3 separate regions of the Homo sapiens genome follow, and regions 1 and 3 are each linked to region 2. The links are chromatin contacts, found by Hi-C or POLR2A ChIA-PET in ENCODE. All regions are on one chromosome and are shown on one strand. Each heading gives the region's core, a stretch centred on a gene start or an enhancer-like site at or near the end of the contact. The rest is flanking DNA. Distances are from core to core; before and after follow the strand shown. Region 1 holds the start of LINC01023 (long intergenic non-protein coding RNA 1023). Region 2 overlaps FER (FER tyrosine kinase). Region 3 has its middle 46 kb from the start of LINC01023.

What was found. A loop is a pair of places that touch in the nucleus more often than their neighbours do. ChIA-PET counts read pairs that join two places held with the same protein, here RNA polymerase II (POLR2A). Pooled maps may share reads with other maps.
Region 1: a pooled map shows a loop between it and region 2 (2.0-fold over the local background). The contact joins the promoter of LINC01023 here to the enhancer-like site in region 2. A Hi-C loop is called at or near these places in 1 of 50 pooled maps. POLR2A ChIA-PET finds 5 or more read pairs at or near these places in 2 of 52 experiments (PC-9 and activated naive CD4-positive, alpha-beta T cell).
Region 3: a loop to region 2 is called in a pooled map, with 5 times the contacts of the local background. The contact joins two enhancer-like sites. A Hi-C loop is called at or near these places in 1 of 168 maps with a recorded cell type or tissue (PC-3), 2 of 37 single-sample maps with no recorded cell type and 10 of 50 pooled maps.

The regions. Positions count from the first base shown.
Region 1 is chr5:108,726,892-108,730,749 of GRCh38, forward strand. LINC01023 (long intergenic non-protein coding RNA 1023) reads right to left here and starts at 1,370. Exons shown (of 1, transcript NR_046368.1): 1 at 934-1,370. RefSeq lists enhancers at 613-1,194, 1,034-1,333.
Region 2 is chr5:109,189,260-109,193,377 of GRCh38, forward strand. FER (FER tyrosine kinase) reads left to right here. Exons shown (of 20, transcript NM_005246.4): 20 at 1-4,118. Among named protein-coding and RNA genes, the nearest start is that of PJA2, 220 kb to the right of the region's middle. Within about 2 kb of position 2,037, at least 3 of the 41 ENCODE cell types and tissues checked have a DNase peak (open chromatin) inside an H3K27ac peak, as active enhancers do; they include PC-9, where a contact is called at or near this core.
Region 3 is chr5:108,679,905-108,683,886 of GRCh38, forward strand. No RefSeq gene overlaps it. Among named protein-coding and RNA genes, the nearest start is that of LINC01023, 46 kb to the right of the region's middle. RefSeq lists an enhancer at 1,491-1,991. Within about 2 kb of position 1,955, at least 2 of the 41 ENCODE cell types and tissues checked have a DNase peak (open chromatin) inside an H3K27ac peak, as active enhancers do.

The DNA.
Region 1 (3,858 bases), core at 120-2,619, 460 kb before region 2:
TCTGGAGGCAGGGAGATACTTGGGATACAGAAATGAGCGTGCTGAGTAAGAACACAATTGCTTCAGAATGTGCAATTCAACGCTGAATACAGGGTTCCAAATGCAGTTAACATCAACTAAAGAATTTAGCGAAAGGGTGTAGCAGAGTGTAAGTTGGAATTAAATATGGGTCCTTGGTCTGATAGAGAACATTTCAAGCAAGTTCGTTGTTTATATCTGACTTAGAAGGCAATGAGAAACCATACAAGATACGATACTGCTTTCTTCACATTTTCAAAAATATCTATTTTGATCAAAAGGAGTTAGGAAGAACCTGCATGGTGGACTATAACAGATAATAATGGAAGGACTATTCGGACCAAAAATAGTTACCAGTTTCATTGTCCTACTATGTGGAGGGGACAGAGCTGAGAGAAGGGGAAGAGAATAAGGCATTGAGTGGCGTTCTACTACTGGTGTGTGCCAAATACCAATTTCAGCATAAGGACTCAACCCGGAAGGAGCCAGCTGGAGTCCTTATGCTATTCCCGAGGCCTGAAACACGAGTCTAGCTGGTTCGGCCTCATCTGTCAGGTCACAGCTGCAATATTACTTCCTCAGGGAAGCCCTTTCTTTCTTCCTCTTCTCCATCTCCACCCCCTTCCCAAAAGGGCCTCCCGCTATAAGCTCTCAAAGTTGTAATTACATGTGTCTTGTAGTTAACTATTTAGAGTCTGTCTCCACGTCCAGGCTCCAACCAACCTCTCATCCTCAAATGTCTTCACAAGGTCGGTGATCTTGGCAGTTTTACTGACCAAAGAGTGGGGGCTCATCTCCAGCACCTTGCAGTATTGACAGGAAAGTCACTGAGTAGCAAATGAATGCATGAATGAGCTCGTGTTGTTAATATTGCCAGGCCCACAGGAAGCACCCAACAAAGAGCAATGATTGGTGTTCGCGTTCATTATCTCATTTAATTCTTACAAAACCACGGCAAGGATTCAACCCCACAACTGCTGTCTAGAAAACCGAGGAAAGTGACGCAACCCGCGGGAGGTCTGACGGCCCGAGAGCCGCAGCGCCAGGCCCGGGAGCCAGCCCCGTCCACTTCCCCGGTGGATTCTTCTCCGTTCCCCGCCGGCCGCCCCAGGTGAAGCTCCTTTCCGCCGTCAGAAGGAGGCTCCCAGCGGGAAGCAGCATCGAGGGCGACCCAGGGCCAGCACGGGAAATGCCAGGGACCGCGTCAGCCGAGCCTGCTGGAACCCCGCTCCTCGCTGCAGACGCCGTTCCGCCTGAGGACAGTACTCGGGCATGGGGAGTCAGGTGCCCGCCACAGGAACGCAAGAGACCGCGCCGGACCAGCGAAAAAGCTCCATGCTCTCCTGGTTTTCCAACCCGACGCCGCGGCCTGCGGCCACTCTAGGACGCCGGAGGGTCCTCCTCTCAGTGGTTGGGGCTGGGCCGCCCTGCGCCGGGAGCCGCCCACCTTCGGGCTGGGCCGGGCCTGGCCAGAGTCTGGGCTAAGCGCAGGGCCTGCATGAATCTTCAGCCTGGGAGGTGGGGCAGGAGCACGGAGAAGTCTCGAAGAAGTGGAGGAAGCACGCACTGGCTGCCGCGGGAAAAGCTCAGCCAGCAACTGTATCAGCTTTACATTCGACCCTCCTTTGCTGCATGGCAAAAAGAAAATAAACTACCATTTCTTAGTTCGTGTTTTATTTTCAGCTATTTCTTGTTTCCTTGGTTTCGATTCTAATTATTGCTGTAGACGCCTTCAGGTGGTGGAAGCCAAGGCAAGGAACCCCTGACCGCAATTTCCTAACCTTTGGGCAGAGTGTGGGGTGTGGGGACTCCCCGCCTGCCTTTCCCCGCCCCCCCTTCATAGAGACCTAAAAACCTTTAAAAAGGATCTAACACTAGCTCTATTATCTACCCTGTAGCCTACTCAACTAATTAATTCAGACATTTATAATTACACACCAAAAAAAAAAGAGAGAGAGAAAAAAAGTTAAACCGTTGGAACTACAAACATTAAACATGAGCAGTTCTTAGGGCCAAAATCTCTGAATGTGACTGCGACAGATCGCACTTGAAACGCCTGTATGAGGTAAACGGAAATGGCCAGAGAAAATGAACTGACGGGTATGTGTATTTCCAAATGTACTACTATCAGCTAAAAAAGAAACTTCAATGATTAGGTTTATTGAGGTGACATGCAATAATTCTTAAATGTTCTGCAATTAGAAGTTTCTACGTCATGAAGGCAGTTTAGAAGATTACAGCAAAATGGTGAAGCATGACTTCTTCATATGCTTATTCTTCATTCAAAAGCCGTTTGCAGGTTCCCCAGCTTAAAAAGAAGCCTAATTTCACTTATTTTGAAGAGTACTCTGATAAATATGAATACCGAAATCAAATGTTGCTTTGTGTTTAGACAGTTATAGATAGAAAATTCTCGCATGGGCCAGCAAAGAGGTATGGGTAATTTAAGAAGAAAAAAAAAAAAGTTGATGCCCCTGGCTGGTGAAAAACCCCAAGGAATTCACTTTCAGCTGGAAATTTTAGAGCTATTTCGCAATACTTATTAACGAGCTTATTGTATTATTCATTTTAGAAATCTGATTTCGCAATCTTTTATTCGTAGTGGCTCCCTCTAATAACGTCCTCATTTTATCGCTATGTGCATAATGATGTTCTTTAGTATATCCAAGAGAGTTTTTGATGTTGGAATTTGCAATGACTCAAGTTTCACTCCAGCAGCTTGAAAGAGTGATAATGAGGTGCTCTCCTTTTTTTGTATCTATACTCCCCTTCCAGGCATATAATTTCATTTGAAAGTTGATATTGTTCTTCTAGATTTTCTATTCAGTAACGAAATGGAAAGCAATGATTGTTCCCCTAAGAACAACTAAGTTTTCTAAAAGCTATCATAAGGACTTTGTAGCAAACTCTGAAGGTATCATTTGGGAATTTTAACACAATATGCTTGAAAACCAGATAAAAGGGAAGGTTCTAAATTAAAATGTGTGGATGAAAATCTATAATCTGGCACTAAATCAGTAGTGATATAGTGGGTGGCAAATAGAATTGCAGGAAGAAAGTGAAGATCTGGTTGCCTGGAGCTTGTAAGATTCAACCCTAGTTCAACACAGCTCTGTACTTGGACCACAAAGACAGAAAGAAAAAGGGTGTCTGAAGCTGAGAAGCCCAAGAAGAATAAAATACTGAAAATAGTAATAACAGTAAGCAACACTTATACAGTGTTTATTAAATGCCAGCCACCTTGATAGACATTTTACATGCATTATGCCATTTAATCCTCACAACCACCTTGTGAACTTGGTGCTGTCATTGCCCTTGTTTTAAAACTAGATTACTAAGACTTAGTTAAGTAATTTCCTCAAGGTCATGTAGCTGGAAAGTTGTGGAGCAAGTTTTCAAACTTGGGTTTGTCTATCACGCAAGTTATTTTTTACTTTAAAAGATCTGATCTTCTCTACTGTTTTGTCATTTTGCATGGATGTTGGTCATCCTTATGTTCACAATCACTCTTCTCCTTCTGAATTAACAGACCTAGCTGGCAAGGCAGCATAGATAATGGTTAAGGAATGTGGCCATTGCATTCGATTACCTGGATTCAAATTACGATACCTACACTAAAAAGCTGTGAGACTGTGAATCATGGATTTGACCTCTATCTGCCTCATTTTTTACATCTGTAAATAAGGATAATACCAGTGCCAACCCCACAGGTTTTTTATAAGACTTAAATGAGATGGTGTGTGTAAAAGCAGTTGTTATATATCTGAGCATAAAATAAGTGCTCACTATATATTCGTTTTTATTAGGAACCAGTAGTGCATATGATACATTCTTTGACAA
Region 2 (4,118 bases), core at 787-3,286:
GCTAAATATGTTCTGGAAGCCTTTTATAAGTTCTCAGGCCTGTGTCCTGGTAAACATTACCTTAGTGATTATTTGGTCTGCATTCATTGGAAGAGCTTAGGGATAGAAAATGCCTCCTGCCCTCTCCAGCTGTTTGCTGCCTGTACCATCGCACAGAACTCACACCAGTACTTTAGAGTATGAAAGATAATACTGAAGAGAAAAGTGACTTGTATCTAACATTTCAATCTCCTTGCAGATTTCATACATACTTAATGATTAGTACATTCAGACTAAAGGGAAATTTCTTTTGATGGCACGTACTATGGTAAATCAAAGCGCAAACTCAGAAGTGCTATGGTATTGAGGCACTTACCAACCTTCAAAAGTAAGAGTAAAATGGGATATTCCTACCCTTTTTTTTAGTATTTCTAAGTGAATCTCTGTAATATTCTTTGTCTGTTTAAAGAAAACAGCCTCCCATCTCATAGTGGCTTCATGCTAAGCTCTCAGCAAGGAGAGAGAATGATGGTTTTGGCTTTAGTTTTATGAACAAGACCTAAAGCTTAATCCTGACATTCTGGTGTTAAGAATGAACACAGCATTGATATTTCACTTATCCAGGCTGTTAGAATTTGCAGTTCACATCATTACTCTGTGCTTAAATTTAAAAAGCTTTTCAAAACATCGTGACATGTGTAGCATTTAAATTCCATTTTATTCTTTGTCCTAAAGCAGGCAGTGGTATAGTTCAGGATTAATAACTTATTGGGAGTCTCTCAGTCATATAGAATATTAAATTTAATATAGTCACATGCATTAAGAAAAACTTACGCAAACAGTTTTTCACTGTTAATTTTGTTGTGCTTGAAGCATAATTTATTCATCCCTTCTGTCACTGATAATTAATTATTGGAATTATATACTTTAGGAGGCTAATCCATGCCCAGGAAGCACGAACATACTGTTCAGAATGTGCAAGTTGATGTAGGGAAAGGAAGATTCAGAAATGTACAAAATCCTGTGATTTGTTTAGTAAGAAAAGAGTTGTAACCAAAATTTCTTCTGGTCCGGATGTAATTAGTCCAGTCACAAATCTTTGTGTTGTTAATGGATTATTCAAGATATATATATATATTCTTACTACTGCATAGTTCCTCTCATAAGTCCTTAAATTTATTAAAAGGGGGAGGTAAACACAAGCAGTCTGTGTCTCACTGGTCACTAAGGGGCCTTTATGAGACAGTTTAGGTTGTTCATCATTTCACAAGGAAAGAAATTTTTCACTGTTAAATTAACATTTATTACCAACATGTGAAACCTAAAATTAATTTTGCATTCCATGTAATCTAAGGCCAAAGCCAACATATTCTTTCTCTTCTGGGAAAATAAAATTGACAGGTTTTGTTTAAACTTCAGAAACTGAAGCTTTATTTCAGCCTGTCCTGCCATGAGGTCTCCAGTGAGAGGTCTCCAGTGAAAGGTCTCATGTAATTGTTTCTCTTTTATCTCCCAAATTTAATGTGGGCAATAAAATTCTCCTTTCGTAATTCACTGTTTTATTACAAATACGATATTACTGAAACATCTTATTAGCAGATAAGTATAGACCAGGAGCCTAACTGTGTTAGATATTTTCAGTGCACATTTCACAGTTGTTTTTCATTTTAGGATTATTTTGAGAAGAAAAAATGTTTTGTAATTGAAATAGTTTTAATTTCCTTTAAACCATAATTTGGTTTTTCTATCTATATTATATTCAGTTCAGTTTTCCCATATAACTTTTGTGAAGATTGGCTAGTACCACAAAATAACTATGGCTTCACAATACTAGTGTTAGATTATGTCAAGAAGAAAGTGTTTTAGTTACAACATACGCCACCCACTGAGGACCTTGTAGTGGGATAAACAAAAATTAAAATGCAACAATCCAAATAAATTATAATGTAACAATACAAATATCTGAATCATAAGTCACAGTTTTTCAGGGTTCTTTCAGTCACACCACTTTATAATTAATTCTGGTGAGTCATCAGATGTAGGAATGTACCTGAAAACCTTACTTAGTATACTGTGTACACTGTTTAATGGCCATGCATCTTTTGAAGTTTGATATTTTCTGAAAAAGCATTGTTTGCCTCAGCCCTCTTCTTTTTACGTATACTCCATTTATCATTGATATTTTAGATGTTTCTTATCAACAAAATTGGCTGCCCTGGTTAGTGCTGAGTCATCGCAAGACTTGCTTTTGCATTTAGGAAGCCACACCCTCCCACAAAACAGAACAGTGCAAAATAAGCAGCAGAGAGACAGACAGTTGGAAAAGACATGTTTTCTTTAGGTATTAATATCTTAATTAAATGGAATCAGATTTTGTATGGAAATGAGTTTATATTACATTTCCATTATACTAAGTCAGTGTGAAAGTTTACCATCAAAATAGCGTTACTTCTTTTATGACTAACTCTGATTTGCTTATACATATCAGAATGATATTCATTAAATATTTTAATTTCATTTATTTTTCTATGTTTTGATTAGTTTCACATCAAGTCTGAATACTATATTTTGGAAGAATCCAAAACCACATATGAAGATACTGATTTTAAAAGTCAGGATTTCATGTACCAAGAATGACCTACTTGAAGGAGATTTTGCTACACTCTTAGAGTCCCAAAAATTCCCCTTTAAAAAAAATGCTGTCCTACAGAAGGTGTATAAACTATACCTTAGCCATAATTCAATTTAATGAAATACTACCCCATTAAAAGCCATCCTCCTGCCTCATACCGATTCAGAAATTAAATTCTGAACTTTTAGTGTAGGCATTAGGAATCACTTAGCCACTTAATAAGGACTGAGATTCTTGGGTGGCAGAAAAATCCTGGTGTGCTAGATTCTTAGTCACTTTAAACTGCATAGAAGTAATGAGCATAGGCTTCAGTATATTTAATAAGGTGCTGAGGCAGCAGATTCAAATGCAAAAGAGGGAGGAACCAGTTATTCCAAGGCAGGATGATGCACCCCCACACAGAGTGTGGAAAAATTAAAGTGAAACAAAGATTTGGACAGTGTCATTAGGAAGCCTGAGGAGAACATGCTACAAGGCCAGATCCTGTCCTATGGAAAATAAAAAAGATCAGCAGAACTAAAGCAAAAGCAGTCATCTCCAGTGTGTGGGCCTTAGCAAAGAGTAAACCAAATACCTCTCCTTGTGTTAGGAGCACTGTTATATTCCCAGCTCAGAGATGATTGTGTGCTGGGAAATGCTTATATTCATTATTTCCCAACTAATGCATTTGGACATATGTATTCCAGTTTTTCAAAGACACTACCCAAAGCTTCTTTACATTTGCATTGGTTATATTTAATATTTCTTAAGCTAAGATCACTGATTATCCACACGTTATTAGAAATCTTTGGTTACAGTGAGGCTTAACCTGGGCTAAAGTCTCCTAAATGGGACTACACTTAGATCCGCCCTATTTCACCTTTGGACTAACGTTGACTAAATGGCTCCTAGAGTTACCCACAGAGGGAGCTTACTATGATGAGAGCTACTGTGGGGAAACATAGTATTCAACAGAGAAATGGAAGAATACAAGTAGCAATGTTCCTTGTCTTCAATAACATTTGAGGGAAAGGAATCTAGAAATCCTAAAGCTTAGTCAGGGTGCCTAAGGTAAGACACAAAAAGAAAGAGACATCCAGAAAGGAAGGTTGAAAGGAAATGAAGGGCAGTAACAAAGCACCAATGTAAAATGACCCATAGCCAACAATAAATGCAATAACAATAAAGGAAACTAACCCTCACAAAGGGTTTGAGGAGCTTCCTGCTGTGTGTCCTTAAACAGTGCGTGCCTCTTAAGTCTCTACAACACTTTTTTAAAGGGCATTGAATTGGACATTGGTTTAATTTTTACCTACGCTCCCTATAATCTCAGGAGGTAACCATTATTTAATCAGAATTACCCTTGCTCTGTTTATCTGTGAGGCCTCAGACACAACGGTGGTTCAGCCCTCTCCCTAAGCAGTAGCAAGCTGAGTAATGGCACACATATGTCTAGGATAGCCAGCATTCAGGAAAATTGCTGTGAACCTCCTGTTTTTAATTTTAATATAGAAAAAGTCTTTCAGGT
Region 3 (3,982 bases), core at 705-3,204, 510 kb before region 2:
TAATATACATACATTTGTGAATGGTGAGATTACCTTAACCATCCCAAAGGTGTTTACTATCTTCATATGAGGTTTTGGTATTAATAAATCAAATGATTTCTTATTGATGAAAATTTTAGGCAATGTAAAAAATAGAAATTTTTAGAGTAATTAAGTCATGAGAAGGTGCTTTTGGGGCTTTGGGGGAATCCATTAAGCTGCCCTTGCTCTTGAGAGCATCCCCATTTCTTCACTTCTGAAATGACAAGATCTTTCAAAGCCCCAACATGGCTTGAGTGTTTGAAAGCTCTAGGATGATTTTTATTTGTTCTCTCTGATAGAAATGTCAAATGCAGGAGTTTGTGTGACACAAAATGTTTAGGCACACATAGCTGTTGCCATGAACAAAATCTTCTGTATACAAAGGAAGTATTCTGAACTGTTTCCATTTTAGTTTCCAGTAGCCTTTAAAATAACCAAATAAGATCAATCATTAGGGCTTAATGACCCAGAAACTAATGCTGGAAACATTTACTCTTTAATGATGTCTCCTCTTCCTTCCTTGGCCTCCCTAACTAACATAAATTCATCATTTGTCTGTGTCTATGAAGTAAGATCAGATTGACTGGGGGTCTCTTCTCAATATTTTTTTTTTACCTTAACCATGTACTGCAGTTGATCAGAGCAATTAACAGTGATCCAATCCAGACAGAAAGTTATTTTAAATAACCTGACAACCAATCTGAATTCCAACTCTATGAAGGAAACTTGGCCAAAATGTGTTTAGTGTGTTCAAACATAGGCACTATTCAAAATCAAAGCAGAAAAAAAATGAAACTCTGTTAAAAGTGGCTCAAGATGAAGGCATTGCAATTCCCATCTTGAGGGCGGCTGATGAGTTCTTTTCAAGGTGAGGTGTGCCCTAGCATGCAGAGAGGACAGAAAGGGATAAAAGGAACAAATAAGCAAACAGAATGTGCTCTCAGAACTCCCAGCTTGATTTCCTCAAAGAAAAAGTAGAAATAGATCAAATCAAAGCATTCTTTAAAGATGCTGAGGTGGCTTTAACTGACTAAAATGTAGCTTTAAAAAAATCAGTATCCTAAATGCCAGGTGATTAATAAAGGTCAAGCAGGCAACTTCCGGACTTTATCAGTATAAGCTTAGTCGTGTGCCTTTATTAGGAAATGATCAATACCTTCCTACTTAGCAATATTTTAGGGAATATTTTCCTATAATAGGTAAGGTTTTTAAAATATGAAGACAAAAGTGTAGTATAGTTACTTTGTTTTTCTGGTAGAGCTAAGGAAGTAAATGAACCTCACAATAGTCAGTTTATGCACCCAAGTGAGATTAATTGCTTTACTTACACCATTACATTATTACACAATTCTTGTTATGTGGGGTTTTAAAAGTCTTCACTGTTTAAGCTGTTTTCATTTTAGTTATTCTGTTATTTACAACTGAAAGAGAAAACTGGAGAGGTCTTTGTGAATCTCTACCATATTTTTTTATGACTTTTGATTTCAAGAACCAAAATTGAGGATAAACCTGAAGCAAACACTGTTGAAATGGCCTTTGCAGTACAGACTTCATAGGCTAGAGGGCACAATTGTTTTAGCTGGTCCAAGGCAATGGAAAGCAAAACCTAGTCAACTGTTTCTTACACAGTGACCTAGCAGTTTTAAAATTTGGACCAAGAACGTGAAATTGCTCCTCGCTAAAAATCCACATCTGCTGGAAGAAACAGTAGAATAAAATGTGCATTTTCTATAGTAGTTTTGGATGTTTTTTGCAGAGGTCCTGGGCTTGTGAGAAAAAATAGAACACTCCAAAAGGTCCTTTGGTTCAGCAAAATTTTCCTATCTTAGATTTATCAAGCTGTCCACTCAGTTTTCAATGTGGCCTTTTCCTTCTAAAAATAACATCCTCAGCCGGGCGTGGTGGCTCATGCTTGCAATCCCAGCACTTTGGAAGGCCAAGGCGGGCAGATCACCTGAGGTCAGATGTTTGAAACCAGCCTGCCCAACATGGTGAAACCCCGTCTCTACTAAAAATACAAAAAAAAAAAAAAAAAAAAAAAAAAAATTAGCCACGCGTGGTGGCAGGTGCCTGTAATCCAAACTACTTGGGAGGCTGAGGCAAGAGAATCACTCGAACCCGGGAGATGGAGGTTGCAGTGAGCCGAGATCACGCCACTGCATTCCAGCCTGGGCTACAAGAGCAAAACTCCGTCTCAAAAACAAATAAAATAAAATAAAAAATAATAACAGCCCCTCCCTCCAATGTTTGTATGTATATATGCATATAACGTACTTGACAAGGAACTTGGTAAATACTTGACTATCATTAGGAAATTACAGGGTTGATTCTAAGTAGTGAGATTATGTCTTCTATGAAAATGGTTTCTTTTTAAAATGTACACATATTAATAATTTTTTTTTCCTAAAGCAGTTAGTTAGTCAATGATATTGTGTGGCCTTAACATTGTCTCTGCCTTTATTTGTTCCCTTCCTGCTTAGGGCTTTCTGGATCTTCTTTGCTGTTTTACCTTTTTTAATATGAAATGCTTCTGGTTTCTCCTCCTCACATATCATGTATGACCCCAAGTCCCAGATTATTTTTCTCTTTACTCATTTCTTCTGCTTCCTTCATGCCAGCACACCCAGGCAGAAGGAGAGCCACAGGAAAAGTGACCTCCACACTCACAAATTCCTGCTTCATTTCATCATGTTTTTTGCCTCACAAACTACAATTCTTATTCCCAAATTCAAATTTTTTCTTGAGTGATAGTTGTCTTTCTCTTCTTTCTGCACACCCAAAGATCTCAAGTAGGATATTTGGGGACTGATGAAGGGGAGAACTCAAGGAAATGATTGGGGCCTCAAAGAAGCTTCTAGGCCAGGTGTGGTGGCTCATGCCTGTAACCCCAATACTCTGAGAGGCTGAAGTGGGAGGATTGCTTGAGCCTAGGAGTTCAGCGCCAGCCTGGGCAAAAGAAGGAGGCCCTATTTCCACACAAAAAAATTTTTAAATAGCCAGGCATGGTGATGGGTACCTGTGGTCCCAGCAACTTGGGAGGCTGAGATGGGAGAATCGCTTGAGCCCAGCAGGTTGAGGCTACAGTGAGCCGTGATCATGATCATACCACTTTACTCCAGCCTGGGCAACAGACTGAGATCCTGTCTCAAAAAAAAAAAAGAAAAGAAAAGAAAAAAGAAGAAGTTTCTAGATAAGGGATAAATGTCTCATTAGATATGATGTTAAATACTTTTTGAAGCCAATCTTTCCACTTCCACCTATGAAATATATTCCAAACCCATCTGTGGTAGGCAGAATGTTGGGCCTCATGACCTTCTCCCTCTGGAGTCACTCCTGTGAATATGTTACTTTACATGGCAGAATGGACTTGACAGGTGTAATTAAGGTTACTAATCAGCTGACCTAAAATGGAAGGTTATATTGGCTTATCCAAGTAGGCCCAATGGAATCACGTGAGCTCTTAAAAGCAGAGATATTTTTCCAGCTAGTAGTAGAAGATAAAGTCAGATATTCCAAGATGAAAAGGATTAAAAGTGCTGCTGTTAACTTGAAGATTAAGGTAACCATGTCAAGGAAATGGCAACCTCAGTCCTATAACCTCAAGAAACTGAATTCTGGCAGGGTGCAGTGGCTCACGCCTGTAATCCCAACACTTTGGGAGGCCGAGGCAGGCAGATCATGAGGTCAGGAGATTGAGATCATCCTAGCTAACACGGTGAAACCCCATCTCTATTAAAAATACAAAAAATTAGCCGGGCATGGCAGCGGGCACCTGTAGTCCCAGTTACTCAGGAGTCTGAGGCGGGAGAATGGCGTGAACGTGGGAGGCGGAGCTTGCAGTGAGCCGAGATCGTGCCACCGCACTCCAGCCTGGGCGACAGAGCAAGACAATGTCTCAAAAAAAAAAAAAAGAAAAAAAAGAAACTGAATTCTGCCAACAAACTGAATGCGCTGGAAAGCA